Linked DNA regions of Homo sapiens: region 2 is linked to region 1. Evidence: read pairs that join two places in POLR2A ChIA-PET (ENCODE). Cell type or tissue: A673. All regions are shown on one strand. Each heading gives the region's core, and the rest is flanking DNA. Links, peaks and the distances in the headings are about the cores only. Region 1 overlaps KSR1 (kinase suppressor of ras 1). Region 2 has its middle 38 kb from the start of LINC03146.

Region 1 (15,806 bases), core at 6,056-10,055:
GAGTCACCTCCATGAGTCACCTGCCATGAGCCCTGGGAGAGTTGGTGCCCCCAGGGGAGATGGCCCTCTCCAGGAAGGCTAGGGCAAGTGACCCAAAGATTTCTTAGATGCAGTAGCACTCCCCTCTTCCCATGCCAACGTCCTTTTCATTCATGAAGGGTTTGTGCTGCCAGGAGCCTGAGCAGCCCTTTCCTGGGAGGCCTCTGCTATCTGGTTATTGAGCTGCACTGGTGGCCACAGTGGGGTCCTGGGGCCCCTGAGAGCCTCTGGGTTCTTTTGCCTCAAAGTTGACACATAGCACATCTGGCGTGTCATGATGGGTACACTGATGTGTTGTTTAATTATCCCAACACCCTACTTAATAGAGACCATTTTCCCCACCTCACAGTTGAGGAAGCTAGCACTCAGTGGGTATAGAAACTCACCAGGGTCCTAGAGCCACAGAGGAGTAGAGCCGGGTGCCCCTCCACACCTGACTGTGAGTCCTCCGTCTCAACCACTTCTCTCTCCTTCTTCTTGGAATGCCTGGATTCAGGCACCTGGCCAAGCCCTTTCACCTTCCAAAGCTTCAGTCTCCTCCTCTTGTGAAATGGGAATAACCCATGTGCTGCTTGCTGGCACAGGCAGTTGTGAAAGTCAAGTGCGGGGGTGGAGGAGGAAAAATTAACAATTTCCCACCTCTCTCTTACCCTCAGCTGCTGTTAATCCCAGGTGAGAGCCAGACCCAGCAGAGGCAGCTAGAGAGGCCTGCACATACGGCAGCTCTCAACAGCCTCCTGGGGAGTGAAGGAAGGCTGGGAATGGCTGACTAGAGGCAGTTTTCTGAATCAAGAGAGATAGCGGGAGTCAGCCCAGAGCTTAGGACAGAGAGGGCGGCACACCAGCCTGACAGAGCTGGGCCAAGTGTCCTCCTTCCGTCCCCCCAGTTGGTACCAAGGGTGTCCTCACCAGCAGGGCCAGGAGGAAGTGAGGCTGGAGTGGATGGGGAGCAGGAGGGCAGACTGGGCTGCAGGAGCCTGCTGGAGGTACCTGGGCCTGGCAGCTTTCTTCCTGGGCTTTAAGAACCACAAGGAACCATTAGCTGCTGTCATTCCATCTTCCCCAGACTCTCCAGAAACCCCTTCTCAAGATTTCTCTTTTTCTTCCTCCCAAATCTCATGTCAGTTCCTGGGCTATAGCCAGAGTATTCTAAAGCCCAGAAAGAAAAGGCTATTTCCTTTAGTAAACCCAGCTTCAGCTCCTACAGACTGGGGAGAGGGCTACCTTGGTTCAGTTCTACCTCTGAGAGTTTCTCCTTGTACATGTGTGGAAGCCTAGTGATGGGGGAACCCTGAGTTAGAGCAGCTCTCCAGGGCTTCAGCTGCAAGGGCTGGCCCCAGGGGTGTGGGTCTATTTTATTCTGTTTCTTAACCCAGACAGTTCTTCGGACTCTGACTCGATACCCACTGCTGCCCCTGACCCCTACCCTGGCCCTGATGGATTCTGTGTGCTTTCAGTGGGAATTGGCTCTGTAAGTTCTGCCCATCAAAAATAGGTGCAGTATTCAGAAGCCAGAGTTCCAAACCCATGTCTGTCATGCATTAAAAACCCACGTCTGTCAGAGAATCTTTTGACTTCTTAACCCATTTATGCCAGAGGTTGCAGTTTTTTGAATTTTTGCGGTCAGACCTTGGCAATGACCTTGAGCAGTAGGATATAAATAACTCCCATGTGCTTAGCATTCCAACAATGGAACGCTAGGCATACGTGGGTTGTCATCTAAAACAGGGGACCCATCCCCCAGGCCACTGACAGGTACCGGTCCACTTGGCCTCTTAGGAACTGGGCCACACAGCAGGAGGAACGTGTTTACAGTTGCTCCCCATTGCTCGCATTACCGCCTGAGTTCCGCCAGCTGTCAGATCAGCAGCAGCATTAGATTCTCACAGGAGCACAAACCCTGTTGTGAACTGCACACGCGAGGGATCTAGGTTATGTGCTCCTTGTGAGAATCTAATGCCTGATGATCTGTCACTGTCTCCCATCACCCCCAGATTGGACTGTCTAGTTGCAGGAAAACAAGCTCAGGGCTCTCACTGATTCTACATTATGGTGAGTTGTATAATTATTTCATTATATATTACAATGTAATAGAATAAAGTGCATGATAAATGTAATGCACTTTAATCCTCTGGAAACCATCCCCCGCTCCCTGTCCCTGGAAAAATTATCTTCCATGAAACCAGTTCCTGGTGCCAAAAAGGTTGGGGACCACTGTTCTAAACCATTGTTTATTTTCTTAAATAAACTTTTTATTTCGGAATAATTTTAGATTTACAGAAAAGTTGCAGGGATGTACAGAGAGTTCTCGTATGTACCCCTCACCCAGTTTCCCCATCATTAACGTTGTCGTGACCACAGTGCCTTTGTCAAAACTGAGGAAATGACACTGGTATATTACAATGAACGCAACTCCAGACTATGTAGGTTTGACCAGTTTTTCCTTTACTGTCCTCTCTCTTTTCTGGGATCAATCCAGGGCACCGCATGGTTTACATTATTTTGATTTATCATGTCTCCCCAGTTTCCTCTGCTCTGTGACAGTTTCTCAGTCTTCCCTTAATTTCATGACGTTGACACTACTTTGTTTTTTGGAAGTGAGCCCTCCCTTAGGATTGGGGGGTATGAGGGGTAGGTGGGTTAAGCTCCATCTCCTCTGGGGGTGTATCTACACAGATTATTTGGAACTTTTCTGTAGGAAAGAGTTGTCTTTTCTCCTCCGTTTATTTATTCATTCAGTCATTTATATCAGTATAGGCTCATGTCTTTTTCTTTTACACATTGGGTTCTAATCCAATACTACATGATTTATTTTGTTTCTCAAGTTCTTCCAGCTTTGGCCATTGGGAGTTCTTGCAGGTTTGTTCCTGCACTCTGTGACATTGCCCATCCTTCAGTTTTGTTTGGCGTGTGTGTGTGTGTGTGTGTGTGTGTAGCACTTCCGTGTGTAGCACTTCCTTTGCTTTCTGACACTACAGTATGCTTCAGCCCCCTCTGTTTTTTACTAACCCCACTTCTAGAATCAGTTATTTCCCCAGGGAGCCTGGTGAGTTATTCGCTCTGCTTTGTTTTGATTTTATTATTTTTATTTTTTAAAACTGTGGTGAAATACGTATAACGTAATTTACCATTTTAATCATTTCTAAGTTTACAGTTCAATGACATTAAATACTTTCACACTGTTTTGTGACTGTCACCACTGGAACGTTTTCATCTTCTCAAATGAACCATTGGTTTTATTAGAAGAGATGTGTTTATTGTAGGGGGTAAAATGAAACAAAGGAGATAAAGTGAAAGAAAATTGCTGCATCCCATTTCCCTGAAGCCTGCTCATCTTTCTGAACATTTTCTGGCCCTCACATTCCTCTGCGTGTTGTCTCTTTTGTACACATGAGATCAGGCCAGACGTTTGGTTCAGGAACCTGCTCTTTCCCCTTAAAGACCTGTATTTCCATGGTTACAAACACTGCTACCAAGAACATCTTTGTGCACCTGTGTATTTCTACAGGGAAAAAAACCTAGAAGTGAACTTGCTAGGCTGGATTTTAGTGAATGTTTCCAAAGTGTCTTTTAAAATACAATAAAAGCAGTCTTTTTCTTCAACGGTTATTTATTTATTTATATATTTTGAGACAGGGTCTCGCTCTGTTGCCCAGGCTGGAGTGCAGTGATGCGATCCTGGCTCATTGCAGCTTCAATGTCCTGGGCTCAAGCGATCCTCCCGCCTCACTTCCCAAGTAGCTGGGACTGCAGATGTGCGCACCACTGCACCTGGCTATATATATATTTTAATTTTTTTGTAGACACAGGATCTCTCTATGTTGCCCAGGCTGATCTTGAACTCCTGGGCTCAAGTGATCCTCCTGCCTCAGCCTCCCAAAGTCCTGGAATTACAGACATGAGCCACCGTGCCTGGCCTGCTCAACTTTTTAATGAGACTCTCATTCCAGGTGTACCTGGACCAGACAGTAAACTGCACATATACCTTTTCTAAACTTGTACTTGGCTGGGCAGTAGTTAAGACCCCCAGCTCATCCCTGTTCCTGTCCCTGTATGTTTCCTAAGAAATTGCGTAGGGCCATGCCCACAGAAGAAGACTCAGAGTCAGAGGAGGGAACAGGGTCCCTGGGTGTGTTGAATGGTCAGTGTGGTGCAGGGCCCAGATTCCAGCCTGCCCTAGTCCTGCCTCAGGAATCCCTCTAGGGTGCCCAGGCCTTCATGGGTTGGTGTGGCCTCTGCTATGTCCAGACTGGCCTGGTGCCTTGGAGGCTAGAAGCAAAGTTGTATTTTCTCCCTGGCTGTCCTGACTTAGTGCCTTAGCCCTCCTGTTGTTTAGGAAACTAGAGAGCCCCTAAAGGGCCAACAGGACAGCTTGGCTCACATGGAGGGGGAGGAGTGCCAAGGTCCTGCCAGTGGCCCCATGGGACAGCCTGATCCAGGTCTGTGGGGAAAGGGACTTCCCTTTGTCAAGCTTCGGGAGGGACCTAAAACCCAACAAGATCTCCAGAAACCTGGCCCAGGGGGTGGGGATAGGTCCTTGGGGATTTCTGTGGGGCAGCTGGTCTGGTTTGGAGGATATTAGAGCTAGACCCCTCTCTGCCTGACCCTGAAGTTTGGCCTGGAGAGAAGTCTCCTCCAAGGTAGCTCAGACTGCAGAGATTGGCACCCTGAAGGAATGGTTCCCTGTACGTGTGAGAGAGGTTGGACCAAAAGACACCACCAGCATCAGGAGGAGTCCTGGGGGGATAGCGGAGGCCAGAAAGTCATGGCATCTGTCCCCTCTTTCCAGGCAAGAATTAGACATAGCACGCTCACTTGGCTGCTGGTGCCCACTGTGGTGGGCACTGCAGGGAGGTAACCCTGCCTCCCAGAACCACTGTCCAGTGGAAGCAGGATGGACCTGCATGGCTGTGGCCATGGTTGACCCAGGCAGGACCTGAGATCCTATGGGTATCTAGAATGGGCCTATCTGCCTTTTACACAATGTGAGATCATGGGCAAGTGACTTCATCTCTCTGGGCCTCAGTTTATCCATATGAGAAATGACAGATTAAGTGACCTTTTAAGTCCTTTCCTCAGATGGCTGCTGCTTCTGGACAGTAAAGAAGCCTAGAGTAGAAGGAGTTCTGTCAGGTGAGGTGGTTCGGAGAGACCATGTGGAGTGGTACCTTCCCCTGAACCCTCCAGATGGTGGCTTTGCCTTGCCTCTCAGATGTGTCTGCCCTCCTGTAAGTTGTATACCATGCTCTCTTCGAGGTATTTCATCATGTGCTTTTCCCACTGGCTCCTATGTAATGTTTGTGTGCAGCAGTTGGAGCTCTGCCGCACGGATCATGGGGTGATGTTTTTACTCCTGTATTCTGTGCCCCCGAGTCAGGCTTTTCTTCCATGGATTTTGGGCAAAGCTTCCTTGTGTGTCTTCACCCATTTTTTTTCCTTTAGCCCACACAAGATGTGATCAGCTATCCATTGTTACTGAGAGATGGGAGTTTTAAATTTTTCAACACCAAGCAAGTACAGAAGTGTTAGAAAGCAAGCAAAGGCCCTCCTCTTCCACTTCGCGGGGATAACACCTTGTTAACAGGTCAGTGGGTGCACCTGCCAGACCTCTTCACGCATTTTACAGTCACTTAAAATGACGTGCAAATTTACTCCCTTCTCTCTCTTTTTTTTTTTTTTTGTTTGCTGAAATGGGATCATATGATAGATATCATTTTGCAGGTTTGCAGTCTTAACGTCATCTGTGTTATCCATAAAAATTCATGTTATCCTTCTTTAACAGTAGAGTAGTAAGAGATACAGTTTCATCAAGGTATGATATGAATGCCTGTGTCTGAGGGATACCCACCTGCTCACATACATGCGCACACAGTGACATCAGGCAACTTGGTGGTTCAGGTGACTCAGCACCTGAACGAAGATGAGAGCCCGTGCCCAGAAGAGGCCAGGTGCCCAGCTGTAACGCCTGGCACATGGAGGCCCTGGCAAATACTTACTGGGTGAAGGAATGTACCAAAGTCACTGCAGGATAGAGGTCAGGGATGCCAGACTTGAAAACAGGACTCTTTCAATATTTGTCTGTCTGTCTTTCTGTTTTTTGTTTTTTTTTTTTTTCTTTGGAAGGGAACAAAATCCGTGAAGTCTCTCTGTTTCCTTTTGCTAACCTGATAGTGCTGAAGGACCCCCGCATCTTTGCAGTCAGTGCCTGAAGATGATCTGCCCAGGGCTGCCCCCTGAGGCTTCCTGGGGGAACTTTGTGTGGTGGGATTTGTCCCTTCAGTCACTTTGAGTTCTCTGCTGACCTTGACTCTTCATGGCTTCATGACTAGGACTTTGATTTTTCCCTTAGGAAAACATACGTGGATCGTTTGTGTGTGCAGCCGTCTGTGTGTGTAATCTCCTCCTTCCTTTTCCATATTGTTTTCCTAAGGGCCATCCCTGCAGGGTTATCTAAATACCATTTCAGATTTTGTCTTTTGGTTGGATAGTGTTTGCGGTCTTAAAGTTTCCAGGAAATAATGCCTTTTCTACTAGAGGAAGAGAGGGGATAGACATGGATGTGGTCACACAGTACGGCAGCTGCATTTCCAGGTTCCTGGTGTGGCTGAGGTGGCCCTGCGTGGGTTTCTTTCTGTTCCCACCTGAGTCAGATGCCAGCCCTCTGCGGCTCCGAGCCTGCTGCGGCGCTGCATGCCTGACCTTTGGTTCCTCGTCCCTTCCCTGTCTGTAGATGTTGGAGACAGAACTTGGGCAATGCCTGCATGTGTTTGCCCAACCACTAGATCTTCATCTAGAGCAGCGCTGTTCAAAACCTTCTGTATTGTCCATTCAGTGTGGCAGCCCTTAGCCATATGTGGCTTGGGGACACTTGAAATGTGTATAGTGCAGCTGAGAAACTGAAATTCGTGTTTTGTTTTATCGTAATGAATTTTAATTTGAATAGACATCTGGCTATGACTGCATTGACCAGGGCCCTGTGGTGAGAGCTGGGATGCTGAAGACACCTTCCTCTGCCCCAGGAGCACACAGACTGGGGTGAAACAGGAAGTGAGAGCCCCAGATGCCCTGATGGCTCCGGGATGGGATCTGTTGGAGCCAGTGGGCCAACTCATCCTGGGTAGTCAGGGAAAGACGGATGTCCGGGAAGGCAAGAGCACACCAGGCGGAGGGAAGAATATCTGCAGAGACCCTGAGGATGAGGAAATCAGAGCGCTTGTGAAGCGCGTGAGGAGGAGTCTGTGAGGAGGCTGGCGGGGAGCCGGGGTGGATTCCTGCAGCTCTCCCTGTGTGCAGTGTAGGGGTTGGGGCTCCTCTTAGGGGATATTGGAAGTGTGTGTGAGAGAGGGGCAGGAATTCCAAATGAACATTAGAATTGTTTAAAGGAAAATAAAACTAGCAAGAAGGCTGCATTCACATGGGGATGGGCTGAGAGTGACGGGGTGAGGAGCGCTGCCTCCCACGTGGCTGGAGGGTGGAAGGGTCGGGGATAGGAAATGAGATGGGAGGGAGCTCAGAGGCGGGGCCCTGCCCCGCTCCCAGTCATTTGGATTTGCACACTATGGCTGTTTCAAGCGGCCCCCTGTCCCACAAGTTACGTCTAAAAGTCTCAGCTTCATATTCTGGCAGCAGCTGGGGAAATGATTTCAGAGCCTGCTGGCATGGAGCCATTTTTTTTTTCTTTAGCAATTTCCCGGTTGGAAGTTGTTGAAAGGAAGTGGCAAGCGCTGCCTGAGCAGTTCTAGCTGGGAGAGGTGGGTGCTGCAGAGTCTGGGATTCCAGGGTGAAAGCCACAGGTTCCCCTGAATAAGCTCTTACTGCTGGTGGTTCCTGAACTGAAGATGCAGGCGGATCTGGTAAGGGGATTTTTGTTGTGATCCTGACTGGACATGTTTCTCTTTCCGCTCTCCTCTACCCTTGCGTTCCTGTGTTTAAGATGAGGCCTTCTCCCAGAGATGGGGGACAAAGCTGCCTTACTCCTGCCACCATTTTGGTTTCCCAGTGGCTGGGGGTGGCCAGAGCTCTGTGTGGACACCAGGAATGTAGGCTGTATGAGGCAGTAGGATGTGTGAGACCTAACCAGGAAAGCGAACCCGCATTTGGCTCCTGGGGTGCAGCTTGAGTCGGCATGACTATGGCCCTCATTCCTAGCCTCTCCTTCCCACCCCTCCTCCTGTCGGCCCCATACTCTCTCTTTGAGAGCCAGAGGCCCAGCTGTTCTTACAACCTTGCTCTTTGGCAACTGGGAGCCTCCCCAGGAAGCAGCACACACCCTCACCCAGCCTCCTGGAGGGATCTGTGCCAATGTGTCAGCCCAGCAGCACAGGGCTGCCTTGGTACCAGCCCAGTGGGGGCTGGGCCACACAGCTCTCCACTTAGGATGGGGAAATGGTGGCAAGTGGTGGACTGGCATGCCTGTATCACCTGGCCAGTCAGGAGAGGAGCTGAAGTTGGAGCATGGAAGGAAGGGGCAAGCTACAAGGCCAGCATTGTATAGATGTCATCCTGTTTCATCCTTATCCCTGGGACAGGAGACAGGGAGATCTGATGATCCCCTGCAAGCTGATGGCAGGATGAAGATTCAAACCCAGGTCCTTGTACTTCCTTCTCATACACAATTTTGTCATCTAATATCTTACCCAGAATAGCACAGTTTTGGGGCTACTGTATGATATGTAGTTGTGTAAATGAATTGACTGCCTGCCTTTGTGTGTGTGCACGTGTGTCTCTCTCTTCCCCCCTCATTTCTTCTTTCCTTTACATTCACTCGTTACTCATATGCACCCATTGATCACTTACCTTTTACCTGGTACCTTGATTAATTATCACAGAGGATTAATTGATGAGCAAAATAGTCTGTCCTGGATGCTTACAGCTAGTGTGATGCACACGTCTGCAAATAACTAGGGTGCGTAGCTGACTGCTGGCCCCAAGGAGCGGGGAAGGGATGAAGCATGGTCAGGTACAGAGCTGAGGTCCTACTTCCATTCAGTTATTTATTCACTCACTCAGTGTGTATTTAGCACCTGTTGTGTGCTCGGCACTGTTCTAGCCACTGAACATGAGTTCCTGTCCTTCTGGAACTGGCAGACATCACTTTCTCCAATAGATGAAGTCATTAATTTTTCTTATCTTGAGCCAAAGGTACCCACTTTTCAGGGTGGGGGTTCCCCTGGTTTCATGAAATCTGAAAAATCATGAGCATGAATGTCCTGCTTAGTCCTGTACTGCTTGGTGTTTGTTTGTTTGTCTGTTGTTTGTTTGTGGCAGAGTCTCGCTCTGTCGCCCAGGCTGGAGTAGAGTGACGCAATCTTGGCTCACTGCAACCTCCACCTCCCGGGTTCAAGTGATTCTTGTGCCTCAGCCTCCTGAGTAGCTGAGACCACAGGAACATGCCACCACACCCGGCTAATTTTTGTATTTTTAGTAGAGACGGGTTTTTTCCATGTTGGCCAGGCTAGTCTTGAACTCTAGTCCTCAAGTGATCTGCCCGCCATGGCCTCCCAAAGTGCTGGGATTACAGGCATGAGCCACCAGGCCCGGCCTTGCTTGGTGTTTTTGATCAATCCTTTGGATTTCTGGGCTGCCCAGTCCAGTGAAAACTGACTAGACTAGAAGCACCATGTTGGCAGGGACCTGGCTATTTCATTCACAGCTCTATCCCCAGTGCCTGGCATGTGGTGGGTTTTCTTGTTGAATGATTGGATTCAAATAACATTATCCAAAGAATTTTGGTCTCTTGGCCCAAGGCGTCTCAGGAGCTCTCACCTGGGCCAGTGAAGGTTGCGTTACAAGGATCTCTGGGGAGGGTGAAGACGAGGTGGCTGCCGGTGGCCTGCTGAATCCCAGGGCTCCGAAACTGCCTCAGGCTTCTGTCGGCCACAGAACTTGAGCAGGACTGTGTGCCTATAGCCCTGCCATGAGATGGCTTTGGTGTAGTGTGTGCCTGAGCCCCCTCTGGGGACTACCTGGCTCCTGAGTGGTCAGCTTGTGTGTGTTCCCTCCTCCTCCTAGGACCACCTCAAAGGCAAGATTGCTCTAGAACAGATCTGACTATGGCCAGATATCATTGGGAAACATTTATGTCAACACTGCACTGTTTTAAATATTATAAAGCAGCAATCTCTTATTACCCTTCTTTTAAAAAAATAGCACATAAATTTCAGTGGCCCCTGCTCCTAGCTATGTACCTTTGGGGGAGGCCACAGGATTGGGAAACAAAATTGTTTGAGTGTCACCTCTGGAAGTAAATGGCCTTGGAGGCAGACAAAATTTTGACAAAATTCTTCCTTTGCCACTTGCCAGCATTGTGACCTTGGACAGGTCCCTTGACTTCTCTGAGCCTGCTTACTGTCTTAGCTGCTCTTGCTGGAAACCTGGGAGTCGTTTCTGACTCATTGTGCTTCCTCAATGCCCACGTGGAATCAGCTAGCAAATCCTACTGGCTCTATGTCCAAGTATGGGTCTCAAGTCCTTTTGCATCTCTTTTCCATCACTGCCACCTCCCTGGTCCTGACTAGTCCTCGGACTGTTGCAGTTTCCCCATTCGCTCCCTATATCCACTCTTTACCCTCTTGATTTCATTCTTCGTGAGCTAACAGTGGTTTTAGCAAATCCGGTTATGTTACTTTCTTACTTTCTCTTTTTCCTTTCTCCTTTCCTGTTTCCTTTCCTTTCCATTTTCCTTTTCTGTTTTTTTGCTGCCCAGGCTGGAGTGTAGTGGTGCAATCATGGCCCACTGCAGCGTTCAACTCCCGGACTCAAGTTATTCTCCTCCTCCCCAGTAGCTAGGACTACAGGTATGCACCACTGTGCCCAGCTATGTTTTTATTTTTTAGTTGAGATTGGGTCTCACTCTGTTGCCCCAAGCTGGTCTCAAACTCCTGGCTTCAAGTGATCCTCCCACTTGGCCTCCCAAAGTGTGGGGATTACAGGCACGAGCCACCGAGCCTGGCTAGATAGTTCTGAGTTAAATATTCTGTCAGTGTCTTGTTACGCTTAGCACAAAATCCAAACCCTTCACCTACCTTTGAGGCCCCTTAAGTATTCAGTATCTGCCACCTTCTTCCACGTCATCTCCTGCCTTTCTGCACTCTGCCACTGGCAGGAGAACGCATCAGATGGTTTCCTGTCTTAGCCCAGGGCCTTTGTATGTTCTGTTTCCTCTGCCTGGAAGTTGCTGTACCCTTGTGGCTAGTGCCATCTCATCCTCTGACCGGGACTTAGAGGTCAGCTCTTCAGAGAGGCCACCTTGTCTAAGCTTAGAGGCCTGCTATACCTGCCGCTTTATCTCAGCATGCTCTTTCCTTTTAGCACTTATTCACAAGCTTCAATTATGTATTTTAGCTATTTTTTTATTTGTACAGTTGGTATTCGGTAGCTTTTTTTTTTTTTTTTTTTTTTTTTGAGATGGAATTTCACCTTGTTGCCGAGGCTGGAGTGCAATGGCACGATCTCGGCTCACTGCTACCTCCACCTCCCAGGTTCAAGCTATTCTCCTGTCTCAGCCTCCCAAGTAGCTGAGATTACAGATACCCGTCACCACACCCAGCTAATTTTTTTGTATTTTTAGTAAAGACAGGGTTTCACCATGTTGGCCAGGCTGGTCTCGAACCCCTGGCCTCAGATGATCTGCCTGCCTCGGCCTCCCAAAGTGTTGGGATTATAGGCGTGAGCCCCCGCACCTGGCCTTCAGTAGCTATTTGTTGACTGGATGGGATGGATAGATGGACAAATGGAAGAATGACATGGCACCAGGGCTCATAGTAAGTACTTACTTAATCGAAGTTATATTCTTCTATTCCTAGTTAGAACTTTTTTCAAAGCAAGTTCAGATACCTGTTGGCTTAAAACAGAGACTTACCAGTTTAGGCAATACAAATCCAAGGAAGTCTGGATGCAGGGGCTCAGGTGATGCCATTAGGATGTGCCTGTGGGACAGGCTTGCTCCGCATGGCAGGTATGAAGAGCACAGGCAGCTGAGCCTCACTACCTTCTACTGTAGTCATGCTTGTCCATGAAGGGCTGTTTCCCTTGGCTGAAAAATAGCTGAAAAATCCCAGAGAAGGCTCTGATTGGCTTGGCTTTGACCACATGTTCATACTGTAACCAATCACTGGGCTAAGAAGATGGAAGACCCCCCCCCCCCACCTCCCCCACCCACAGTAGGCTCAGGAAATGGGTTCTTGGAGGAAAGACAGCCCTGATAACAGAAGGCAGAGACGTGTAGAAACTTTTCCTCCCTCAGAGATGATTTGTCAGAGGCTTTGCAGCTCCACAGGAAGGGTCTGCAGAGATCATGTTTCTAGACTACAGTAGGTGAGCCCACCCTCCAGTTTTTGTTTTTAATAACATTTGTTATTTCTCTCACTATGAAATCAATGTTTATTTTAGAAAATAATAGAAAGGCAAAGAAAACCCTACTCAGAGACAACCATTGGCTGTTAGCTTTTTAGGTGTTTTCTTAATATCCAGTAATTTACATATATGTTTATTTTCAAAGTGTGTAAAGTATAGAAATTATAGAAAACAGTAACAGCTCCCATTTATTATGGTTTGCACTGTAATCTTACTACTCAAAGGAAACACTGTAAACCATTTGATGCATTTCCTTCCAGTCAACCAACTTTGCTAGGCTTCTCTTTTTCTTTTTCTTTGTAGTTTATTTATGAATTTATGCTGTAATTCTTTAGCAGGCACTCCCATTGTGCCTGGGACTGAGCTGTGAGCTTTATGTGGAATCTCATTCACTCCTCTCAGTAACTGTATGAGGAGGCAGTGCTTTTATCCTCAGTATAAAATAGAGATGGAAAAACTACGTGAAATTATGTTTATTTAGTTTTGAGATGGCATCTCACCCTGTCACCCAGGCTGGAGTGCATTGGCACAATCTTGGCTCACTGCATCCTCCATCTTTTGGCCTCAAGCAATCCCCCTACCTTAGTCTCCCAAGTAGCTGGGACTACAAGCACACCACCACAGCAGGCTAATTTTTTTGTATTTTTGGTAGAGACAGGCTTTTGCCATGTTGCCCAGGCTGGTCTCAAACTCCTGAACTCAAGCAGTCCACCTGCCTCAGCCTCCCAAAGTGTTGGAATTACAGGTGTGAGCCACCACAGCTGGCCACTAATTATTATTTTAAAACAGCATTCTGTGAATCTAATTATGAACATCCATTGTAGAAAAATTTTAAAATACAGAAAAGTTTAAAAATAAAATAAAACCCCCACATAACCCTGCCAGCCACTGATAGCCAGCACTTAACTGTTTTCTACATTTTTTTTTTCATTTGCATGGACTCCAGTTCACGGTTTCTGGTGTAGACCTCTAGGAGTTTTGACAGCTGAGCATCCTTTTGAAGGTTGTCCCATGAGCCATCCCAGGCATCTGCTGCAGTTCATAGGGTTCTTCCTGTTGGTCTCCATACCACTCACCCGAAGCATGCGAGAAGCTGCAGGGGCTTGGGGGCAGTTGGAGTTCATGTGGGGGTGGGGGTTCCCCAGATGATTCACTGGAAGGAGGGAGATGACCGTGTTCTTATTGACTCAGGTCCTACCTTTTGGAGGGAGGTGGCAAGGCAGGGAAAACCTCTTGGTGGCCTTGCATCCTGGACATCCTGGGTGCCTGGTCCCCAGCCCCTGCTGCAGGGCCTGCTGGAGCCTGCACATCTCCCACCCAGCACCTGCCCCGGGAAGTATGTGCTGACTCCCCAGCTCCCAGGCACAAACTATTTTTGGCTGCAGTGACTGTTCACTACAGTCATGAAAACAGAAACCCCTCTCCCTGCCTCCTTCTTCCCTGGGACACTGCACTGGGGGCCAGGGCTGCCGGGGACCCTGGGCTCAGGCCCCCTTGTCATGAATCGCCTGTGGAGCTGGGTGACAGCCAAGGTGTCCAGGGGCACAGGGCCCCCACCTCTGGGGATGCCAAGAGAAGCCCGAGGCGTGAGCCCACCTGGGCTGGAGGATTATGAGGTAGGCACGGGGGTCTGGGCGCAGGAGGCCATTCCACAGCTCCCTGGAGTTGAGTCTGTTTGCTAGACTCTGAGTCCCTGCTTTGCTACCTGGCTGTAGAACACGTGTGGAGAAATCGCATGTTGGGGCAGAAGGTGCTTGTTTCATGACTTCATTCGCTGTCTTCTGTGTGATAAAGTCACTGGGGATCAGTTAGAATCTTCCTGAAATAGATCCTCCCCATCCTTCTAGTGAATAGTGTTTGGTCATTTCCTGCTTTTGAGTAGGACACACACTTGTTCTGAGCATGCTGCTTTTTTACAGGGAGCTTAAGAACGTGGAGCTGTATAGGCTGATCCAGCTCTACCTCTCCATGCTTCTGGTTGACCAGGCCAGGGAGGCCGATGGTTATAGAGACTGTGAGTGCTGACTTTGGGGTCACACAGACCAAGGTCCAAATCCAGGCCCTGTTACTCAGGGCTTGCAGTGTCTTAAGGTGTGTAACTTAATCTCTATGAAGCTCAGTTCCTTAGCTACCAAGCAGTTGTGCCTAGGCTACTTACACGGTGGTGATAATACCAATAGTTGTTATTTTTATGATTAGACTGATTGTGAAAAGGGAAAATACTTCAAGAAGCTGTGTAAGAATCCATGTGCCATGGCCCTGAGTGGGTCTCAGGACCTGGGCGTTAGGGTGTCGCTGGTGACGTGGGATCTGTTTCTTCTTTTCAAAAAGAAGAAAAGTGCATTGTCACCAAAATGGGGGTGGGGCTCACATCTGTAATCCCAGCAATTTGGGAGGCCGAGGCAGGAGGATTGCTTGAAGCCAGGAGTTTGAGACCAGCCAGACTGACATAGTGAAACCTCGTCTCTTTTTTAAAAAAAGTTGTAGTGGGTAGGAGTGGGCAAGAACATGGACTTGAGGAGTTCCGCCCATCTGCCACCTTCTAAGCCACTGAGGCCTAGGACCTGGCTAGGCTTCAGGTGAGGCCACGAGCCCAGAGCCGCATTGCTTCTGGATTGCACAGGGCTCTGGGCCCACAAGGCACTCATGTGACTTGGCGTCCCTTAGGCAGAGGGAGGTGATTCTCAGGGCAGACCTCAGGGACATCTTGACCTTGGCTCCCTTCTTGGACTAGTGCAGAAAACCTGGAAGGAATGAAACCTTTGCACTTGGGCAGGGAATGCGTGCTGGAAACTGGCTCGCCCTCCCGGGGGCATGGTATATCCTGGCGTTGGTTACTGGCAAGTGTGTCTGGACACCTGGATCCTGGTCCTGGCACCATTGTTTGGGGTGACCCAGGCAGGTTTTCTCCTCTGTGAAATGAGTGCTGACTAGATTGTCCCTAAGTTCCCTTTGGAGCCTGCCTTTGATCTCGGCAGAGAAGGGGTTTCTTCCCATCCCCTTGAAGATCCATTGGCCCCTTTCGTGCCCCTAGAGCCTGGTAGCTGTGGCATTGGTCTCCCCAGCTTCTCCTCGGCCATCTGCTCAGGGTCTCTGTTGAGGTCCCATAGCTTTGATGCCTGTTACTGCTGTGGGGCAGAAGTTGTTTTCAAGGTTTCTGGAAAACCACAGAGGGGCTGCCTGAGGGGAGCAGGAGCTCCTGAGACACCTGTCTCCTAGTTGGACCCCCATGGGGCAGCTCCAAAACCCGACAGCTCTTGTTCCTAGGCGGAGGAGCCTGGTTCTTCTGTCTCCAGCTCTGGGCTCACTTGCTGTGGCCTGGCTCATCTCCCATCTGAATGGACAGACCACCCCAAAGGACAGACCTCACGTGCTAAACACTGGGACATGTCCCTCTGGTGGACGGCATCTGT
Region 2 (15,806 bases), core at 6,816-10,815, 190 kb before region 1:
AAGAACAGATGATACGATTAATTTTGCTGGAATATACTATTAACTACATTTATTAAGAAACTTAAAAGCTTCAGGAGCATTTAAACATGATATTCATTTATTCTACAAACATTTGAGCGTCTACTATGGGTCAGTGACTAGGAACACCCATGTGAATAAGACAGTGCCTGTCCTCAAAAAGGTCATAGTCTGATGATCTCATTCTGTTGAATCGTACAGTGACCCACTGAAGTGAGTACTATCGATTTGTATTGATTAGGACATTTTTGTTCCAAGTGACACAGGACTGCTCAAACAGGCTTTAACCAAAAAGGGAACAGATTGGTTTATGTGACTGAAATGTCGAGGGGCTGGGTCTGGCTTCAGGCATGGTGGGTTTCTGGATTTGATAGTGTCTCCCGGACCATGCCACCCTGTCTCTTGGTTCTTTCCTCCTTGAGCTGGCACCGTGTTGTCACCCCGACAGCGGTGGGTTCTCTTCTCATGGTGGCCAGGTGGCTGTAGATTTATATCCCCAGAGCCCCAAGGCCAGTGGGAAAGTGAAAATCTCTTTTCCAGCAGCTCCTGCAGGATCCCAGTCATCCACCCTGATGACCAGCTCAGTAATTGTCCCTGAGGCAATTACTGTAGCCAGAAGAAAGCAATGTTCCCAGTGGTTTGAGGAACACACCAAAAGCTTCATGTCCTGAATGTGGTATGGGTCCGGCCTGAGAGCTGGGGAGGGGCGGAGCCCAAAATGAAAACCTACGGGCGTTGCTGTAAGAGGGTGGAGTGGAGGCCAGGGAGGCAGAGGACAAATGTTTTTATTTTTTATTTTTATTTCTATTTTATTTTATTTTATTTTTTATTGTACTTTAAATACTTTAGGGTACATGTGCACAACGTGCAGGTTTGTTACATATGTATACATGTGTGATGTTGGTGTGCTGCACCCATGAACTCATCATTTAACATTAGGTATATCTCCTAATGCTATCCCTCCCCACTAGCCCCACCCCACAACTCTCCCTTCTTTAGAGGCAGGGACATGAGGCACAGAGAGAGGGAGAGTAACAACCTCAAGCCAAACTGCTGGTGCCTGGCAGAGCTAAGACTCGAACCCTGCTCTGCTGACTTCAAGTAGCACTTTCCACACAGCTGCTCTTCCCAGGGAGAGGTCTCAGACACAGGAAGGACCCTGGAGTCCCTACTCAGAGGACTTCCTTTTATTCGTTATTTTTAAATTTTGTTTATTTATTTTTCTGCTGAGACAGAGTCTCTGTCACCCAGACTAGAGTGCAGTGGTGCAATCTCAGCTTACTGCAACCTCCACCTCCCAGGTTCAAGCGATTTTCCTGCCTCAGCCTCCCCAGTAGCTGAGATTTCAGGTGCCCACCACTGTGCCTGGCTAATTTTTATATCTTTAGTAGAGACAGGGTTTCCCCACGTTGGCCAGGCTGGTCTCAAACTCCTGGCCTCAAGTAATCCATATGCCTCCGCCTTCTAAAGCGCTGGGGTTACAACATGAGCCACCGTGCCTGGCAGAGGCCTTTCTTTTAAATAATGAGATGTTGGTGGAGGCTGTCCTTCTCACAAACTGGGCTTTAGTCAATGGCTCTGAGAAAGGAGAGAACTATACTTTTTGCCCTGGTAGTCTTCTATCTTTTCTTTGAAGAAAAATTCCTCTCCTTCCCAGTCATTCCAGCCCTTGCCAAGGATCCTTGGAGCTCCAGACAGAGTTGCTGCTTGACAGATGAGGTCAGTTCAGTGGCAGCTGAGATCTACGGTGTCTTACAGAGCAACGCTGTGACCTGCCCAGGGGTCATTGCAAATTGTTAGTGCAGGCCTCCCCATTCTGGTCTCCTTCATCTGCCCATTCTGCCTCCCGTCCTGCAGGCTGGAAGGCAGACACAGCAGCCAGGAAAAGCACAAGACAGTCTGGTGACCGAGAAAAAACCAGGTTTCCGTCTGGGGCTCTGTTGCTGGCCTGGGGCAGTCAGGCCTTCTCCCGGAGGGCTTGGGCTCTGAGTGTCGGCTCTGCCCTGCCCTCCATCACACCCTAAGCATAAACTCTCTATTCCCCATACATGACCATTACTGTCTATTCCCCATACATGACCATGTCTGTTCAGCAGCTTCCTCTTGATGAATTAGTTTCTTTTCCGTTTCTTTCTCTTTCTTTCTTTCTTTCTTTCTTTCTTTCTTTCTTTCTTTCTTTCTTTCTTTCTTTCTTTTTTTTTTTTTTTGTTGAGGCAGCATCTCACTCTGTTGCCCAGGCTAAAGGGCAGTGGCACAATCATGGCTCATTGCAGCCTTGACCTCCTGGGCTCAAGCCATCCTCCCACCTCAGCCTCCAGAGCAGCTGGGACTACAGGTGTTTGCCACAATGCCTGGCTAATTTTTGTACTTTTTGTAGAGACGGGGTTTCGCCGTATTGCCCAGGCTGTTCTTGAATTCCTGGGCTCAAGTGATCCTCTCGCCTTGGCCTCCACCACTGTGCCCAGCCTCTGAATTAGTTTCAGTCACATTTGGTATGAGATTGAATTGTGTCCCCAAAAAGGCATGTTCAAGTCCTAATACCCAGAACCTGTGACTATGGCCTTTTTTGTAAATAGGGTCTTTGCTGATATGATCAAGTTGAAATGAGGTTACACTGGATTAGTTAGACCCTAAATCCAGTGATTAGTGTCCTTATAACAGGGAAATTTGGACACAGACACTCACAGTCTGGAGAAAGAGGAGAAAAAAACAAACAAACAAAAACAAAAAAAGAGAGAGACAGCACAGAGAAAAGATGATGGGAAGCCACAACCCAGGGAGAAGGCTGCATGAAGATGGAGGCAGAGACTGCAGTGATGCATCTGTGAGTTAAGGACTGCCAAAGATCACCACAACCCCAGTGAGCTAGAAGGAGCAAGGAAGGGTCCTCTCCCAGAGCCTTCAGAGAAGGTATGGCCCTGCCAGCACCTTGATTTTGAACTTCCAGCCTCTGGAACTATAAGATAATAAATTTCTCTTGTTTTAAGCTTCTCAGCTTGTGGTAATTTGTTGCCGCAGCCCCAGGAAATGAATACAAGGGTAGAGAGAAGGTTAACAAAATCGTGCATGTCACAAGGAACCATAAAAAGGCCGAGACAATGCTGGGCTCAGATAATGGCTTGTTCACTTCTATTATTTTATTTATTTATTTTTGAGACAGGGTCTGGCTCTGTCACCCAGGCTGGAGTGCAGTGGTGTGATCTTGGCTCACTGCAATCTCCGCCTCCCAGGTTCAAGCGATTCTTGTGCTTCAGCCTCCTGAGTAGCTGGGATTACAGGCATGCACAATCACTCCTCGATAACTTTTGTATTTTTGGTAGAGATGGGGTTTCACTGTGTTGACCAGGCTGGTCTCAAATTCCTGGCCTCAAGTGATCCGCCTGCCTCGACCTCACAAAGTGCTGGGATTACAGGCGTGAGCTACCGTGCCCGGCCCACTTCTATTATTATTCTTTTTTAGACAGGGTCTTGCTCTGTCACCCAAGTTGAAGTATAGTGGCATAATCACAGCTCACTGCAGCCTCGACTTCCCAGGCTCCAGTAATTCTCCCACCTTAGCCTTCCAAGGAGCTGGGACAACAGGCACATGTCACCACGCATGGCTAGTTTTTGTATCTTTGGTAGAGACGGGGTTTTGCCATGTTGCCTAGGCTGGTCTCAAACCCCTGAACTCAAGTGATCCGCCCGCCTCAGCCTCCCAAAGTGCTGGGATTACAGATGTGAGCCACTGCGCCCGGCCTTGTTCCTTTCTTAGCTGCATGAACTTGGAAAGGCGACCTCACCTTCCATAGCCTGAAGGTCTACAGAGTGGTTGTCCATAAATATTAGGAGCTGGCTAGGGCCCTTGCCTGGATGCGGGGGAAGATGGACACCATCCTCAAACACTTGAAGGCTGTCATGAGGACAAGGCATTCAACATATTCTTCTATGTTTTAAGCACCTCTGGGGAGAAATTAAACTGAGGAAGAATAGGACTAAATCAGGGAAGACCTTCCTGTTAGTGAGACCTGCCCAGTGGTGGCCGGGAGAGGTCATGAGCTCTCTGTGACTCGAGGAGATGACACAGAGGCTAAAGGACTGATTGTGGGTCAGTGAGAAAGTCACCCACCACCCAGGGATGACTGTTATATGACAGAGCCAGGATTTAACCCTGAGCTGCCTGACTTCAAAGACCATTTTCTTAACAGTTAGCCTCACCTTTCTGAACTGTTAAATGGGTGGGAACGTGGTGAAAATTCAATGTGTGAGGTCCTTCCTAGCGCTAAAATTTTCTTTTTCTTATGAAATTCTCCACGTTTTAGCATCCTCTAGTTTCTTCTGCAGGTTGTAGGAAGGTTGGTTATTTGGAAACCAGAACAGTTTCCTAAAGAAACAAGTCCATGTTCAGTTCTCAGACCTCGCTTGGAGATTCATAACTCACCAGGGGCCTGAACCAAAGCCCCATCTCCCCCAGCTCTGAACCCTTATTAGGGACTCCCTAGGCCAGGCTCCATCTTGGGGCTGACTTACCATCTCGCCCACGCTCTCCCCTTCCATGTCACAGTGACCCACTGCCCCAGTTTACCCAGGACTGACGGGTTTCCTGGGACATAGGACTTTCAGTGCCCAAGCCAGGAAAGCCCTGGACAAGCTGGGAGGGGCTGATCACCCTACTTCGTGATGAGCCCATAGCAGAGGCCCTGACTGGGCTGCAGGCAGATGTGGAAATCCTGGAGTGGATCTGCAGGCAGAAGACGAAGTAGCCGTGTATGTGTGTTTTCCACCAGCTCTGAGACACAGGACCCAAATCGCTCTGCTTTGGGGCCTGGTGACAAGTGCAGCACAGACTTGGAGAGAAGAGACTTCTAACTTCATACTAAACATGGCTTGGCCACTAGCAAGGCCTGCAGGGCCAGCAGCACTATGAGGCGGGGCAGCTTTCGGACGTCACGACTGCAGGCCTTTATACAAGTACCAGCCTTCCTGGGGCACCAGTGGCCTGGCGGGAAGGAGGCACTGCCCTCACATAGCTCCTAAAACAGCTGAGTCAGTGAGGGGTTCTGTGGGGGAAGTGGGGGAGGTTTGCCTGAGATACATTCAGGAGCGCCTGGCTGACAAGGTAGGGGGAGAACCCTGCAGGCTGGGGCCTGGGCTGGTGAAAGGGGAGGAGACCTGCTGGCAGAGCCTGGCTGAAGCCACCGTCTCAGAGGCTGTGGAGTCTCAGTTACAATGTCAGTTCCGCCAGGCCTCTGAAGGCAGACACAGGACCTCCTCCTTGCCTTCTCTTTCTCCCCCACTTCCAGGCAGTCTAGAGCCCGGTGGAGTCTCCTGTCAGGACACCTCCAGAATGCTTCCAGTCCTTTCCCTGACCACTGCCCGCTCGGCACAGGCCCTGTGCAATATCCTAAACTGCTGAGCTCCTGACACCCTTCCTGCCAGCCTCATCCCCCGCCCTCTTCCCGTCATGTGCCAAGCCCCAGCCACTGTGCAGCCCTGCTTTTTCCAGAGGTGCAGGCTGCAGGCCTCTCGCCTTCGAATCTTTGCATAAGTGGGATCCTCTTCCTGAATGCCCGCTCACCTTCTTGACTTGGCTAACTTCTACTCAACTTAGAAGATTTATTACAGGTGTGTATTAGTCCGTCCTCACCCTGCTATAAAGAACTACCTGAGACTGGGTAATTCATAAAGAAAAGAAGTTTAATTGACTCACAGTTCCACAGGCTGTACAGAAAGCATGGCTACGGAGGCCTCAGGAAACTTACAATCATGGCAGAAGGCAAAGGGGAAGCAACACATCTTCACATGGTGGCAGGAGAGAGAGAGCAAAGGGGGAAGTGCTACACACTTTTAAACAACCAGATCTTGTGAGAACTCCACCACCAGAACAGCAGGGGGGAAGTCTGCCCACATGATTCAATTACCTCCCCCATAGGCTCCTCCTTCAACACATAGGGATTACAATTCGAAATGAGACTTGGGTGGGGACACAGAGCCAAATCATATCAAGGTGCCACCTCCTCCAGAAGGCCCTCCTTCATGTCCTTCATCTCTGTCCCCACAGCATCCTGGGCTTACTGCTGTGCACCAGCTCATAAATTCATGCACTAACCACAGACAGCGTCTGTCTCCTAACCAGCCTGGGAGTTGCCTGAAGGCAGGGAACAGGTTTCTTACTTCTGTATTGCCAGCATCTGGCGAAGAGTAGGTCCATAATGCAGAATGAATGAAGGAATGAGTGAATTAACACATTGTCCTGTTTAGTCCTCATGACTCTGGGATCCCTGTTCTGGGGCTTTGGGACCTCAGAAGCAAAGAGAAAGAGGAGGACCATGACTCCCCAGCTTACTACCTCCTGCCTTACCATGGCTTTGCTAGTCCCTGATGACCTTGAGCCCTAGCCAGGTCAAACAGGGGTCACGTGTAGGACTAATGTGAGTTGGGGGAAGTTGGTACAATCTGCCAGCCCAGTAGTGTGGAAGGGGACTGAGGGCCTGACAGTGTTGCATGCCAGAACAAAGCCCATGCAAAGAATTGAGGCTTTTTGCCCTTTTGGGCACCTGGTTAGGTTAAGAAGAGGGGAAAGGCTGAAGCAGAGGGAGGACAGAAGGATCAGGAAGTGCGAAGGAGACCCCCTACATTGTGAGAGCCAGGCAGGGTCCTAGCGGTCGTCTGAATGGCTAAGGTGTCCCTCCGTTGTGACTAGATAATATCAGTCCACTCCTCCTGGGCTGAGTGAGAAACTGCCTGCCTCCTCCCCACTCCCTTCCTCCAGCAGCCTTGCTCAGAGGCCCTGCAGCCACTGCCATATCTATCTCAGTCTCTCAATAGCTCTGTGAAGGGTGACTGTGTGATTCCCACTTACAAATGATGAAGACTTCTCCCCCACCTTCTTTTGATTTATTTGAAAATTCTTTAGAATTCCATTTTAATTGACTTATTGGTTCTGCATATCTTTTGTGGTTTCTCTAAGAATTACAATGTAATTCTTTGGGAGGCCAGGGTGGGGATTGCTTTGAGCTCAGGAGTATGAGACCAGCCTGGGAAACATGGTGAAACCCCATCTCTACCAAAAAAAACATATATACATATACAAAAATTCTATATACACAAAAATTAGCCAGGCATGGTGGCTTGTGCCTGTAGTCCCAGCTACTCGGGAGGCTGCAGCTGGAGAATCACCTGAGCCCAGGAAGCGGAGGTTTCAGTGATCTAAGATTGTGCCACTGCACACCAGTTTGGATGACAGAGTGAGACCCTGTCTCGAAAACAGCAACAAATATAGTATATATCCTTAACTTTTCACAGTCAACTTGGGGTTCATCTTGCATGATTTCACATGCTATTTCCAGCTCATATTTGCTACCCTCCTGTCTGTCTTTTCTTTTACCGTTACCCATATTTGCTACACTCCTGTCTGTCTTTCCTTTTCTTTCTTTTATTTTTTGAGATGGAGTTTCGCTCCTGTTGCCCAGTAGAGTGCAATGGCACGATCTTGGCTCACCTCAACCTCCACCTCCCGGGTTCAAGCGATTCTACTACCTTAGCCTTCTGAGTAGCTGGGATTACAGGCGTGTGCCACCACACCCCGCTAATTTTGTATTTTTAGTAGAGACAGGGTTTCCCCATGTTGGTCAGGCTGGTCTTGAACTCCCAACCTCAGGTGATCCGCCCACCTTGGCCTCCCAAAGTGCTGGGATTACAGGCATGAGCTACCATGCTGGCCCTTTTTTTAAAATAGAGATGGTGTTCATTACGTTGCTCAGGCTGGTCTCGAACTCCTGATCTCAAGATATCCTCCAGCCTCAGCCTCCCAAAATACTAGGATAACAGGCATTAGCCACCACACCTGGCTGTGTCTGTCCTTTATGCTACAACTGTCAGATGCATTATTTCTATATACTCTATAAACTCTCCAAGACAATATTATAGTTTTTTCTTTTCTTTTTTCTCTCTTTCTTTTTTTTTTTGAAACAAGGTCTCACTCTGTCACGCAGGCTGGAGTGCAGTGGTGCAATCACAGCTCACTGCAGACTCAACCTCCCAGACTCAAGCAATCCTCCCACCTCAGCCTCCTAAGTAGCTGGGACTACAGGTATGTGCCACCATGCCTGGCTAATTTTTGCATTTTTTGTTATTTTTTTCTTTAAAACAGTCATATGTCTTTAAATAAATTAAAAATAAAATAATCTTATATAGTTACCAGGATATTTACCATTTTCTATACTTTTCATTCCTTTCCGAAAATTTTCACGTGGTATCATTTCCCTTCTGCCTGAAGAACTCCCTTTGGCATGTCTTATGATGCAGGACTGCAGATGATAAATTCTCTTCACTTTTTCCCCTCTAATGTCTTTATTTGATTTTCATTCCTGAAGGAATGATTATTTCACTGGATATAGAATTTTATATGGAAATATTGAATTTCATTCATCATTTTAAAATGTTGTTCCACTATCTTCTGACCCCATAGTTTTTGAATGAAAAGTCAGCAGTCAAGCAAATTACTAGTGCTACCTAGGTAGTGTGTTGTTTTACACTGTCTTCTTTTCTTTCTTTCTTTCTTTCTTTTTTTCTTTCTTTCTTTTGAGACAGAGTTTTGCTCTGTCACCAAGACACCTCCAGGGTTCAAGCCATTGTCCTACCTCAGCCTCCTGAGTAGCTGAGATTACAGGCATGCACCACCACACCCGGCTAATTTTGTATTTTTAGTAGAGACAGGGTTTCACCATGTTGGTCAGGCTGGTCTCAAACTCCTGGCCTCAGATGATCCGCCCACTTCAGCCTTCCAAAGTGCTGGGATTACAGGCATGAGCCATCGTGCCTGGCTACACTGTCTACTTTCAACATTTTCTCTTTTTATTTATTATTATTATTTTTTGAGACAGAATCTTGCTCTGTTGCCCAGGCTGCAGTGCAGTGGCATGATCTCAGCTCACTGCAACCTCTGCCTCCCACGTCCAAGCAATTCTCATGCCTCAGCCTCCCAAGTAGCTGGGATTACTGGCATGAGCCACTACGGCCAGCCTCAACATTTTATCTTTATCTTTGGTTTTCAGATATTGGTTTGACCTGATATTTCTTGGCACAGTTTTCTTTTTCTTTCTTCCTTTTTTTAAATTTTTTTGTACAGACAGAGGTCTTAGTATGTTTTTGGCCAGGCTTGTCTCGAACTCCTGGCCTCAAATGATCCTTCTGCCTCAGCCTCCCAAAGTGCTGGGGTTACACAGGTGTGAGCTACTGTGCCTGGTCATTTAAAAAAATTTTATCCTGGTTGGGGTTTGGTTATCTTCTTGAAATTTGAAATTTATATCTTTATCAAATTTAGGAAGTATTTGACCATTTTTTCCTTCAAATATTTTATTCTGCCTCATTCTCATTTCTCTCCTTCTAGGACTCCAATTACATGTATGTCAGACCATATAATAATATCCTTTTGTATTTTTGGTGTCAGGACCTACAGGTCCCTGAGACATTGTTTGATTTAATTGTTTTTAACATTTTTTTCTCTGTATTCTTCAGATTGTGTAATTCCTATTCATCTATCTTCGAGTTCACCAACTAGTTTCTATTCCTCTCCATTCTGTTGTTCAACCCATCTAGTGAATTTTTTCCTCCTGAGCTGTGACACCAAGGATATTGTATATTTCTGTTCTCATATTTCTATTTGTTCCTCCCTATACCTCTCCATTACTACAATTTGGTTCTTTAAAAAAAAAAATTTCTCCAGCCTGGCCAGCATGATGAAACCCCATCCCTACTAAAAATATAAAAATTAGCTGGGCATGGTGATGGGTGCCTGTAATCCCAGCTACTCAGGAGGCTGAGGCGGGAAAATTGCTTGAACCCGGGGGGCAGAGGTTGCAGTGAGCCGAGATACTGCCACTGCACTCTAGCCTGGGCAACAGAGGGAGACTCCATCTCGAAAAAAAAATTCTATTTCTTTGCTGAGATTTTCTACCTTTTCATTTAGCCATACATCAGAAGGCTATAATTTTAATAAAGTACAATTTGTGAATTTTTTTTCATAGATCATACTTTGTTTGTTTGTTTGTTTGAGACAGAGTTTCACTCTGTTGCCCAGGCTAGAGTGCAGTGGTGTGATCTCGGCTCACTACAGCCTCTGCTTCCCCATTTCAAGTGACTCTCATACCTCAGCCTCCCGAGTAGCTGGAATTACAGGTGTGCACCACCAGGCCCAGCTAATTTTTTCTATTTTTAGTAGAGATGGGGTTTCACTGTGTTGCCAAGGCTAGTCTTGAACTCTTGGCCTCAAATGATCCACCCACCAGAGCCTCCCAAAGTGTTGGAATTACAGGCATGACCACCACACCCAGCCTCCATAGATCATACTTTTGATGTTATATTTAAAAACTCATCACCAAAACCAAGATTTATCAGATTTTCTCTTATGTTACTGATATGGTTTGGCTGTATTCCCACCCAAATCTCATCTTGAATTCCCATGTATTGTGGGAGGGATCCAGTGGGAGGTAATTGAATCATGGGGGCAAGTCTTTCCCATGCTATTCTCATGATAGTGAATAAGTCTCATGAGATCTCATGGTTTTTAAAAGAGGAATTCTCCTGCACAAGCTCTCTCCTCTTTGCTTGCCAATATCCATGTAAGATGTGACTTGCTCCTCCTTGCCTTCCACCGTGATTGTGAGGCTTCCTCAGCCACATGGGACTGTAAGTCCAATTAAAACTTTTTCTTTTGTAAATTGCTCAGTCTCAGGTATGTCCTTATCAGCAGCATGAAAACAGACTAATACAGTAAATTGGTACCAGTAGAGTGGGGTGCTGCTGAAAAGATACCTGAAAATGTGGAAGCTACTTTGGAACTTGGTAGCAGACAGAGGTTGGAACAGTTTGGAGGGCTCAGAAGAAGACAGGAAAAGTTTGGAACTCCCTAGGGACTTGTAGAATGGCATCAACAAAATGCTGATAATGATATGCACAATGAAATCCAGGCTGAGGTGGTCTCAGATGGAGATGAGGAACTTGGTGGGAACTGGAGCAAAGGTGACTCTTGTTATGTTTTAGCAAAGAGACTGGTGGCATTTTGCCCTTGCCCTAGAGATTTGTGTAAATTTGAACTTGAGGGAGATGATGGTATCTAGCAGAAGAAATTTCTAAGTAGCAAAACATTCAAGAGGTGACTTGGGTGCTGTTAAAGGTGTTCAGTTTTAAAAGGGAAGCAGAGAATAAAAGTTCAGAAAATTTGCAGCCTGATCAAATGTGGTAGGAAAGAAAATCCCATGTTCTAAGGAGAATTTCAAGCTGGCTGCAGAAATTTGCATAAGTAACAAGGAGCCAAATGTTAACCACCAAAACAATGGGGAAAATGTCTCCAGGGTGTCAGAGACCTTCATGGCAGCCCCTCCCATCACAGGCCCAAAGGTTTAGGAGGAAAAAATGGTTTTGTGGGCTGGGCCCAGGGTCCCTCTGCTGTGTGCAGTCTAGGAACTTGGTGCCCTGCATCCCAGCTGCTCCAGCTGTGACTAAAAAGGGCCAAGGTACAGCTCAGGCTGTTGCTTCAGAGGGTGGAAGCCCCAAGCCTTGGCAGCTTCCACATGGTGTAGAGCCTGTGGTTACACAGAAAGTCAAGAATTGAGGTTTGTAAACCTCCCCCTAGATTTCAGAGGATGTATGGAAATGCCTCGATGTCCATGCAAAAATTTGTAAGGGCAGGGCCCTCATGGAGAACCTCTGCTAGGGCAGTGCAGAGGGAAATGTGGAGTCAGAGCCCCCACACAGAGTCCCTACTGGGGCACTGCATAGTGGAGCTGTGAGAAAAGAGTTACCATCCTCCAGACCCCAGAATGATAGATCCACTGACAGCTTTCACAGTGCACCTGGAAAAGCCACAGACACTCAACACCAGCCCGTGAAAGCAGACAGGAGGGGGGCTATACCCTGCAAAGCCACAGGAGCAGAACTGCCCAAGACCATAGGAACCCACCTCTTGCATCAGTGTGACCCAGATGTGAGACATGGAGTCAAAGGAGATCATTTTGGAGCTTTGAGATTTGACTGCCCTGTTGTATTTCAGACTTCTATGGGGGCCTGTAGCCCCTTTGTTTTAGACAATTTCTTTCATGTGGAGTGGCTGTATTTACCCAATACCTGTACCCCCATTGTATCTAGGAAGTAACTAACTTGCTTTTGATTTTACAGGCTTATAGGTGGAAGGGACTTGTCTCCAATGAACTTTGGATGGTGGGCTTCTGAGTTAATGCTGAAATGAGTTAAGACTTTGGGGGACTGTTGGGAAGGCATGATTGGTTTTGAAATGTGAGGATGCAAGATTTGGGAATGGCCTGGGGCAGAATGATATGGTTTGGCTCTGTCCCCACCCAAATCTCATATTGAATTCCCGTGTGTTGTGGGAGGGACCCAGTCAGAGGTACCTGAATCATGGCGGCAAGCCTTTCCCATGCTGTTCTCATGATAGTGAATAAGTCTCATGAGATCTGATGGTTTTAAAAAGAGGAATTCCCCTGCACGAGCTCCCTCTCTTTGCCTGCCACCATCCACGTAACTTGTGACTTGCTCCTCCTCGCCTTCTGCCATGATTCTGAGGCTTTCCCAGCCATGTGGAACTGTAAGTCCAATTAAACCTCTTTCTTTTGTAAACTGCCCAGTTTTTATCTTTATCAGCAGCATGAATACAAATACAGTTAGCTTCTAGAGGTTTTATAATTTTTGCATTGTACATTTAGCTGTATGATCCATTTTCAGTTAGTATTTGTAGGAGCAAGATTTGTGTGTAGATTCCTTTTTTTTTTTTTTTTTTTTTTTTGCATGTGCACATCCAGTTGTTCCAGCATCATTTGTTGAACAGGCTCTCCCTTCTCCATTGAATTGCTTTGTTCCTTTGGTGTGGGTCTATTTCTGGGCTCTTCATTCTGTTCCATTGATCCATGGGTCTGTTGTTTTGTCAGTTCCATGCTGTCTTGATTTCTATGGCTTTGTAGTAAGTCTTGGAGTCAGGGGGTGTCAGTCCTCCAGCTTTATAGTTGTTTTGTGCTTTCATTTTTGGAAGGTTATCAATTATTGACTCAATTTCTTTAATAGATATAGGCTTATCAAGATTATTGTTTCTTGTGTGAGTTTTGGTAGTTTATATCTTTCAAGGAATTGGCCTATTTCATCTAGGTTATCAAATTTATGGCAACAGTTGTTCGTGATATTCCTTTATCATCCTTTTAATATCCATGGGATCAGTATTGATGACCCCTCTTTAACTTCTGATACAGTAGTCCCCCATTGTTAGTGGCTCAATTTCTGTGAACTTTAGTTATCTGTGGTCAACAAGAGCCTAAAAATATTAAATGGAAAATTCCAGAAATAAACAATTCATAAGTTTTAAATTATGAATTTATGCACCCTTTTTAGTATCATAATGAAATTTCGCGTTGTCCTGCTCCATCCAGCCCAGCTCCATCCCTTTTGTCCAACATATGCATGCTGTGTATGCCACCTGCCTGTTAGTCATTGACATCATTTGCTCCCGACATGCTGTCATCAATGTCAGCATGGTTTGATGATCCAGGATCACCTGAAGTAGATGATCCTCCTTCTGATATATTGTGGCCTAACAATATAGGCCAATGTTGAAATGGCCACTGCAAAATTATAACTGAGGCAGTGAAAAGAGATCTGACCTGGCCGGGTGCTGTGGCTCATGCCTGTAATCCCAGAATTCTGGGAGGCCGAGGTGAGGGAATCACCTGAGGTCAGGGGTTCAAGACCAGCCTGGCCAACATAGTGAAACCCCGTCTCTAGTAAAAATACAAAAACTAGCCAGGCGTAGTGGTGCATGCCAGTAGTCCCAGCTACTCAGAAGGCTGAGGCAGGAGAATTGCTTGAACCAAGAAGGCTGAAGTTGCAGTGAGCTGAGATCCTGCCACTGCACTCCAGCCTGGGCGACAAAGTGAAACTCCATCTCAAAAAAAAAGAAAGAGATCTGACCTAACCAATTCCATCTTACTTTTAACCTCCAAGCTATCCTTGTTCATTCCTGACCATAGGACAAACTATTAATAACTTTATTAATAACTTTGGGAGGAACTTAGTTTACAGTTTAAAACAAAGACAATAACAGCCTTTTCCCAAAACAAAGCCTCTTCTTGGCTGGGGACTAGACTGCCTTTGTAGGACTAATAAATTAGCCGAAAGATTAGAAATTATGGTTTAGGAGTCATGCAGCTGGAAGCTACAAGATTCTGACCATCCCCAAAGAACTACTGGGGAAATTATCACCATTGTAAAACCTGAGATCAGTGCTTGTGATATTTTGCAGGTCAGCTGGCACCACCCAGATTCATAAACTGAGTCATCTGATCTTATGGCCCCAACCCAGGAACTGACTCAGCGTTAAGAGGACAGCTTTGGCCCTGTTTTGTTTGTTTTTTTGTTTTTTTGAGACAGGGTCTCACTCTGTCACCCAGGCTGGAGTGCAGTGACACGATCTCGGCTTACTGCTACCTCTACCTCCCAGGCTAAAGGCATCCTCCTGCCTTAGCCTCTGGAGTAGCTGGGACTACAGGTGTGAGCCAACATGCCTAGCTAATTTTTGCATTTTTTGTAGAGATGGGGTTTTGCCATGTTGCCTAAGCTGGTCTCAAACTTCTGAGCTCAATCAATCAGTCTGCCTCAGCCTTCCAAAGTGCTGGGACTATAGGCATGAACCACCACTGCCTGGCCCTATGATTTCATCTCTGACCCAACCAATCAGCACTCCCAACTTACTGGTTCTCCACCCACCAAATTATCCTTAAAAACTCTGATCCCTGAATGCTCAGGAAGACTGATTAGAGTAATAATAAAACTCCAGTTTCCAGCACAGCCGGCTGTGTGAATTACTCTTTCTCTATTGCAATTCCTCTGTCTGGATAAATTGGCTCTCTGTAGGCAGCAGGTAAGGTGAGCTCACTGGGCAGTTACAATGCCTACATCATTCACTTCACTTCATCTTGTTGTATAAGCATTTTATCATGTTACATCATCACAAGAAGAAAAAGGATGGGCACAGTACAATAAGATATTTTGAGAGGAAAAGAGAAAGAGAGAACATATTCACATACTTTTTATTCCAGTATATTGTTATAATTGTCCTATTTTATTATTAGTTCTATTTTATTATTATTATTATTATATTATTCTTACTGTGCCTAATTTATAAATGAAACTTTGTCATAAGTAGGTACATACAGGAAAGACATAGTATATGCAGGGTTTGATACTACCGCCTATTTTAGGTACACTTCAGGGGTTTTGGAACATATCCCTTGCCATTAAGAGGGGACTACTGTATTCGTAATTTGTGTCTTCTGTCTTTCTTAGTTAGCCTGGATGTTGGTTCATCATTTTTATTGATCTTTTAAAAGAACAAGATTTAGATTTTATTTTCTCTATTTATTTCCTGTTTACAGTTTTGTTGGTTTCTGCTCTAATTTTTATTATTCCTTTTCCTCTGCTTGCTCTGAGATTAAATTGCCCCTTTTCTCTAGTTTTTTAAGGGGAAAACTTAGGTTATTAATTTTAGATCTTTCTTTTTTAAAATATATGCATTTAATGATATAAATTTCCCTCTAAGCATTGCTTTCACGGCATTCAACAAATTTTGAAGATTTGTATTTTCATTTTCATTTTCTTTTTTTTTGAAACAGTGTCATGCTCTGTCACACAGGCTGGAGTACATCGGCACGATCATGGCTCACTGTAGTAACCTCAAACTCCCGGGCTCAAGTGATCCTCCCAGCTCAGCCTCCCGAGTAGCTGGGACTATAGGCTTTCACCACCAT

What was found. Peaks named below come from ENCODE experiments on the same cell type or tissue, not always from the same donor. Only the 100,000 strongest peaks of a DNase experiment are listed, where the experiment ranks them.
Region 2: POLR2A ChIA-PET joins it to region 1 with 6 read pairs; 2 of 35 experiments call an interaction of 5 or more read pairs at or near these places.

What each region holds. Positions count from the first base shown.
Region 1 is chr17:27,552,565-27,568,370 of GRCh38, forward strand. All of the region lies in intron 2 of KSR1 (kinase suppressor of ras 1), which reads left to right. Among named protein-coding and RNA genes, the nearest start is that of LGALS9, 71 kb to the right of the region's middle. RefSeq lists an enhancer at 14,525-15,477. In A673, for the core only: a CTCF peak has its summit at 7,217; DNase peaks (open chromatin) are centred at 7,237 and 7,577; H3K4me3 peaks cover 764 bases; H3K27ac peaks cover 2,545 bases.
Region 2 is chr17:27,362,489-27,378,294 of GRCh38, forward strand. No RefSeq gene overlaps it. Among named protein-coding and RNA genes, the nearest start is that of LINC03146, 38 kb to the left of the region's middle. In A673, for the core only: no CTCF peak of the experiment used is centred there; no DNase peak of the experiment used is centred there.